Regions from separate parts of the Homo sapiens genome. Here region 2 is linked to region 1. A link is a contact called in ENCODE Hi-C or POLR2A ChIA-PET data. All regions are on one chromosome and are shown on one strand. Each heading gives the region's core, a stretch centred on a gene start or an enhancer-like site at or near the end of the contact. The rest is flanking DNA. Distances are from core to core; before and after follow the strand shown. Region 1 has its middle 37 kb from the start of EGR2. Region 2 overlaps LOC107984012 (a long non-coding RNA gene).

What was found. A loop is a pair of places that touch in the nucleus more often than their neighbours do. ChIA-PET counts read pairs that join two places held with the same protein, here RNA polymerase II (POLR2A). Pooled maps may share reads with other maps.
Region 2: a loop to region 1 is called in a map with no recorded cell type, with 3 times the contacts of the local background. The contact joins two enhancer-like sites. A Hi-C loop is called at or near these places in 5 of 37 single-sample maps with no recorded cell type and 7 of 50 pooled maps. POLR2A ChIA-PET finds 5 or more read pairs at or near these places in 4 of 52 experiments (GM10248, GM12878, PC-9 and 1 more).

What each region holds. Positions count from the first base shown.
Region 1 is chr10:62,851,521-62,855,066 of GRCh38, forward strand. No RefSeq gene overlaps it. Among named protein-coding and RNA genes, the nearest start is that of EGR2, 37 kb to the left of the region's middle. Within about 2 kb of position 1,996, at least 4 of the 41 ENCODE cell types and tissues checked have a DNase peak (open chromatin) inside an H3K27ac peak, as active enhancers do.
Region 2 is chr10:62,914,416-62,917,951 of GRCh38, forward strand. It overlaps LOC107984012 (a long non-coding RNA gene), which reads right to left. Exons shown (of 5, transcript XR_001747465.2): 3 at 2,546-2,642. Among named protein-coding and RNA genes, the nearest start is that of EGR2, 100 kb to the left of the region's middle. Within about 2 kb of position 1,781, at least 3 of the 41 ENCODE cell types and tissues checked have a DNase peak (open chromatin) inside an H3K27ac peak, as active enhancers do.

The DNA of each region.
Region 1 (3,546 bases), core at 746-3,245:
TACAAATAACTCTATGACAGGGCAACAGATGCCAGGAAAGAGATGGGTGCAGAGTGCCTGGGAAGCACAGAGGACAAGAACATGAATTCTACCCAAGGAAGGCGCATCGACAAGTGCTTCCCATAGGAGGTGCTGTTTGAACTGTGTTTTAAAGTTAGGAGGCAGAGTTTGCCAGGCAGAAAAGAAATCAAAGCCACTTGATTTAAGTGGCTTATGCAGAAAGAAACCATTGAAATTGAGCTTTCTGTAGAGTGAGTCCATGGAGGATTGAAACAACTGGTCAACAAGGAAAGAAGTCAGCCAGAATGATTATTTGACCTTGGACAGATCAAAAAGGAAAATTGTTGGACTGACTTTTTTTTTTTTTTGCATATGTTGACAGATGGAGTCAAGTAGAATGGAAAAGTGATTTGGATAATGCAGTCAAACTCCAAATGATTCTTTTGGTCCTACCAACAGAACAATCAAGTTGTGAGATCTGTCTCCTGCCTTGTGTTTCCTATATGACATGTCTTCAGGAAGACAGTGGCCAGAGGATGGGCTCCAGGAACATGAGGTCTTCGGGTCTAGACACCAGTTGCTGAGTCCAGGAATGTTAGGGGTACCAGAACCTCATCACTTTCTCTATGAAACATATTCCAAGACCCAGGAGGAAGGGACCCTGAGTACATGAATTGTTTCTCCAAATAGGCAGAGAGCTCAAGAGAGAAGAGGTTGTCATTTAGTCTGATTATTTAGGGGATCATAGCAATTGAAAGGCAGAAATGACCTCAAATGCCATTCTAATCTGAGTTTTCATTTTACTCAGAGGAACCTGAGTCCCAGACACTTGCATGAGGTCCCATGAAGTCAGTGACAGAGATGAGACTAGAACAAAGTTATTTTCAGTTCTGAGGCACAGCTCTATTCAAGAAACTTCGCTTTACATTCTACCTCATGACTTTACTGCTATTCCTTTTTTTTTTTTTTTTTTTTTTTTGAGACAGAGTCTAGCTCTGTCACCCAGGCGCTGCAGTGCAGTGACACGATCTTGGCTCACTGCAACCTCCATCTCCTGGGTTCAAGTGCTTCTCCTGCCTCAGCCTCCTGAGTAGCTGGGATTACAGGTGTCCACCACTGTGCCCGGCAAATTTTTGTATTTTTAGTAGAGATGGGGTTTTGCCGTGTTGGCCAGGTTGGTCTCAAACTCCTGACCTCAGGTGATCCACCTGCCTTGGCCTCCCAAAATGCTGGGATTACAGGCGTGAGACACCGCACCCGGCCTGATATTCCATTTTCATGAGGAAAAGGAAGCAAGTGGGAATGAATTAAGATGAAACACCAGTATGTAGAGATGATATTCCAGTGAAGTCAGGATTTAAGGTGAAAACTCTGCCTGGTCAGGTTGATTCTTGGCAATATCTCAACTAGACACCATGCTGGAGACCAGCAGGGGCCCCCTCTCTGAGACAAATGCAACCAGCTTTCCTATCCAGTGTTGGGAAAATGCACTGCTTCTTTAGTTGAGCACAAAGTATTTGGCTTATACCTAGGGGCTGTGCTGGATAAAAAACACATATCTCATAAAATCACACCCAGGGTGGGTTGACTTCAGCTCTTGCAGGATTGAAAGCAGCAACCTCAGTTCCTCTGACCACACAGGAACCACAGTGCCCTCCTGCCCCTCTAGACAGTTCCACATTTTGCCTCAGTCAAATTTCACCTTTGCAAGATTTCCTGCAGAACCTCCCTAGAGTCAGTCTTTCCCCTCTCTGTGGCCTCATTACCCATAGTTTTAGATTCTGTTTCTAGTACTTCATCAAAGTATTTTAAAATATTTCCACATAATCAGAGCACTTAGAGTCATGTATATTTCCTTCTTTTTTGTCAAATATAGATCTTTATATTTTACAGCTTTATTGAGGTATAATTGACCAAAAAACTGTATAAATTTAAGCTGTGCATGTGACGTTTTGATGTACGTTGTGAAACAGTCACCACAATCAAGCTAATTAACACATCCGTCACTTCACATAGTCATCCTTGTGTGTGTTTGTGGAGAACACTTAAGATCGGTTCACTTAGCAAATTTCAAGTCTATAATACAGCGTTATTAACTATAGTCACCCTGCTGTACATTTGATCTTCAGAACTTTTCAGAGTCCTTTGTATTTCTAAAGCAGCCTTTGAATTTGGGAACGGAATAGAAACAGCATTGGACAGTAGTCAGAAGACTTGGATTCGAATGTGTATGGTTAGGGCCCAGATAAGAAACAGATGACATATTCAATGGAAACTAGTAAGTAAAAAGGGACTATGTAGCAAGGCATGAGCCAGGTTCAGCAGGCTGGAGTTAGCAACAACGGAAGCCTGGTCACTCCTGGGGTGAAAGGAACCACAGGATGGAGCTGCGGCTTTGGGTCGAAAAATGCAACCGCTACTGAATCACATCCCAGAAGGGAAGCTGTTGATGGAGTAAATACCCCAGCCTTGCCCTCTACTCATCCTCCAATCTCTTGCCTTTGCCTCCCACCCAGAAGGCTAGAGAACCTGATCCATGTAGTTTACAGAGCTGGCTGGCAAAGGGAGCCAGGCCAATAAAGATGATCCAGCACAGGCTGCAGCTGAATCACTTCAGACAAACCTCTCCACTCTCTGATCCTCAGGATTTGTATTAGTAAAAACAAGTGGGTTGATCATCAGGAAGTGTCTCTGCTGCCTTCCTGCCTAACGTCCAATGACGCTATGACTGTAGGTAAAATAATGCACACATATTGATTTTTTAGATTTCCAGGGGCAGATATTCTCAATAAACCAGGACATAACTGCTGCTGTTAAAATGCTTCTTGAAACAGAATATGTGGAAATAGAAAGTCATGTCTTTATAACATAATTCAATGCTTAATACATTTCTGAGAAAAACAAGCTAGTCATTATTCTTTACTTTAAAAAAAAGTTACTTTTTTCAGCCTTGTTTATGCAACATCCCAATGTATGTCTTGAAAAATTATTCAATTCTTTTTTTTTTTTTTTTTTTTTTTGATGGAGTCTCGCTCTGTCGCCAGGCTGGAGTGCAGTAGCACAATCTCGGCTCACTGCAAGCTCCACCTCCCGGGTTCAAGCAATTCTCCTGCCTCAGCCTCCTGAGTAGCTGGGACTACAGGGGCACACCACCACACCCAGTTAATTTTTGTAGTTTTAGTAGAGATTGGGTTTCACCATGTTGCCCAGGATGAGCTCAATCTCTTGACCACATGATCTGCCCACCTCAGCCTCCCATAGTGCTGGGATTACAGGCGTGAACCACCTTGCCTAGCCTATTCAATTCTTTTTTATGCCTAGGCCTTTGTTTAGACCCTTGGTCTCGAAATGACCTAGTCATCTTATCTAACCTATGTGGGGCTTCTTTTAATCATTTGTAATTTGAAAAAAGACAAAAGTCACCTGTCAAAGCATTCTTTGGTGCTGTGTGGGTCGGGAGGCACCCATTTCCAAATTCAGTAAGCAGGAACCCTCAAAGGTGGTGGAACTCTAAGAGGAATCTTAAGAAACCTTGGTGTCTCCCAA
Region 2 (3,536 bases), core at 531-3,030, 63 kb after region 1:
TCACTTCCACCATGAAGCCTTCCCTCCTCAGCTCAGCTAGGTCCTCCTCTAATCTGAATTTCTATAACCTTTCATTCCGTCTTTCTTGAGGAGCTTGTTACATTTCACTGCTTATTATCATTATTTGTGGGTCTGTCTTATCTCCCTGCCTAGTGTGAAAGATCGTGGATGGCCAAGACTCAGTAATTTCATATTCCATTCTCCACAAACATGGCAAATCACACAGATTAGGAGAGGCAGAAGTTGAATAAATGTTTATTAAGCAAGTGAATGAATGAAAACAAAACTGTGCGTTTGTCTCTTGAATATACCAGATCCTTCAAAAGACCATTCTGATACTCTTTGCTCTCTCTCTAGTAGGTGGCAGGGATAAGTTTCAATGCCCAGCTTCTAATAAAGTAGGAGAAGGGTGTAGCTAAGTTAAGCCTAGATGCTAGGCTTGCCAAAAAATGGTGTTCTAGAGTTAAATGGAGTGCCTCCTACTCTTATGCATGGGGAGGTTGCACTATTTCCCAATCCAAAGACCCTTTAGGGTATGGGTTTCAATTCGAAGAGATGGTAATTCTCTTCGAACACCAACCCAGCTTGCCTCAACCTCACAACTCAGCTCTAACTGCAAAACAGTGCCCTCCCCATCTGTAAGTGGAAAAGGAAGTCTCTGTCTATTTTTACAGAGATGAGGGGGAGGCCGAAGGAAGAATTTCATTTAATTTCTATTTCTTCTCTTGGCCTCTAACTTTCTGGCCAGGGGTTTCTATTTCAAAAACTCTGTATTATGTAAACACAGAAGGGCCCTTCTCAAAAACAGAAGCAACTTCTACTAATTTCCAGTCTCCTTTCTGGCACTCTCAGGAGTCCTGCTAAGCATCTTGATCCCAGGCAAATTTTTCCTTGGCTACAAAACACTTGTGATGGCCAACCCTGGGTCAACAGCTTCATTTGGCTCTGTGTCCCCAAGATTTTTGCAGTACTCTTCAGTTGAAAGCTTTCCTAAGAAAGAGGATGTTGTCCATGACTTCTCTGTTAGGCCAGCTCACACAGAGCCAAACATGTTTCCATTGAACAAAGCCTACCACAGCCAAGAATAACTCTTTAAAATGCCCTTTCTAACCCATTCCACAATTACACAAATAATTCAGGCAAAAGTGAATTGTGAACTACACATTCCATATCTTGATGCTGTGTAGACTACGTAGCCTGAACTCATTCTAAACAGGTAGACTACCTGCCTCCCCTATTAAGGAGATACAGCAGAAGGTAGACAAACACACAGGTGCAAGCTCCAATGGGGACTGTGTCATTTTTTAAATGGTCCAACAAAAACATGCCATTGAGATTGCTACCAAAGCTGGACAGCCTTCATAGCTCTGTATCAAAGAGGGCTGGGCCCATGCCCTGGAGATCTGAGATCTAAGATTAGCGAGCTCACCTTGATGCAGTGATGAATCAGATGAAATTATAAGAAAACAAGAATTATTTTTATTTTCCCTGCCTTTGTGCCACATACTAGTACCCTCAGGGAGAGAATTTCTGGAACCGGGATGCTAATAATGTAGATGAAGTGCATAGACGGTTTGGAACTATTCTGGATTCCTAGTCTTCTAGTCTACCAAGGATGGTAGCAGATGGCACAGGACCCAATCTGTTTCCAAACGTTACATTTGTGAGTAGAAACAGGCACTTTGGCCAGATTCCAGTTGGTACATTCAACAAAGAATAACATAAGCCTCAGATTTCCCATTGGTAAAACAAAGGAGGTTGGGTGAGCTATTCTCTAAAGTCCCTCCCAGCTCTAATATTTTATGATTCTCAGTGGTAAAAATTCAGGGATTTGGAATGACCAGTCTCATTCTCCCATTAAGCTCTGGGTGAATCAAAGGCCAGCATCACATTGCATCATCTCATGTACAGTAATATGTGAATGACATTACACAATGCCAGCTTTTATTAATGGGAACACTCTTCCAGCAATAATGCAATACCCTTGAGCTCATTCTGGCCTTCTTTGTTAGTACCCAACCCAGCTGCATTGTCAGGAGATACAAAATATTACATAGACGTTGGAAGTAGGAGCAGTAGAAGAGGGCAGACACATCAGCAAATGACACAACTAACAGCCTGTAGTCCTGTTCATGCTCACAGTGGATGCTTAGTGAATGCTTGGTGACTAACAGTGAGTAATGCAGAAACACTAGTGGATCTATTAACTGACTAGAGTCAACACCTTTGCACTTTGCTATTTTCCTAGGGGCCAAGTCTCGGCCAGAATGGAAGGGAGGGAATTCAAATTTAAGAGCACTTTTAGAGTTCCCATAGGTTGAGAACTCTCATATATTGGTGTTCCAACTCCTAAGTATATGGATGGGTTCTCCTTCATTAAGCAGATACTCCATTCCTAAGAGGTTTGGCACAGACAAATTTTGAGTCTATTTTACATGCTTTACTCCTGGCATGGGCTTCTGTCTTAAGTCCTTGTTGGCTCTTTAATGCTGCAGGCACTAGAATGGGAACCAGAAATCCTCAAGTATCTCACCACGTCTCTTACCTTGAGGAGTCCAAGAAGCTCTCCTTGAGTCCCTCGCTTGGAATTCCCCTGGCCCTCTGTAGACACCAACCCTGGCAAACAGCACCAACTTATAGCTCTGGAAGGAGAGAAGGAATAGGCAACAGGCTTAATGTAATCTTCTTTCAAGACACAAATGTCCCACCTCCTATGACTTCAAGAAAGAGTTGAGTTCAGCATTGTCCTTTGATGGTTCCACTACACCATTTGTTTCTGGAAAACACTGATATCCAACAGCCACCCTATGCATGCTACCTTTCTCACATCAAGACAATTCCTCTCCAGCCCCATTTTCACAAGACCCTTCTCTGAACTGTTTTACTGGAATCTACACACTATTATTTACTGGGAGCATACATCATTCCTTCTTTTTGGTCCCTGAGTGCCAGAGTGCAGGGTCAGGTTAAGAGCCTGGTTGGTCCCATGGGACAGAACAAAACCAACTGGCCACACAGAGACCAAGTTTTGAGAGAAATAAACTTTAGTAATAAGACACTTGCTAAATGGAAGAGAAGAATGTTAGGCTGGAATGAATTTTCTGTTCGTTTGGCCCCACTGTCTCTGCAAATCATATCAGATTCATAATGTCAGAGGAAGAGCTAGTTAACGTTTTATAAAGTGTGACACCCAGCACAGTTCCTTCCTCTGAGGTTCTGACTGATTTCTCTCTGTGCTCATTCCCCTTTTGTGGATGTTCCTCTCCTCTTGTCAACTCAGGTTTCACTGTTTTCCCTTTAACCACATTGAACAGGCTGATATCCCCTCATGCTGTAAAGGTGTGAGTTGTACTTGGCCTTGGACGAGCTTGGAGGACTTTTTCTTTTCAGGGAACTTAAAGGTGACATCTTCCATTGAGTCAGCCAGCCATTAGTTCGGGGAAACTTTCACATCATTTGCAGTTGGAAAGCAGTTAACATTGACGTGAAGTCTCTGCTTAGAAGTTTGCCTCATTAAGAGATATTTGAATTTCTAC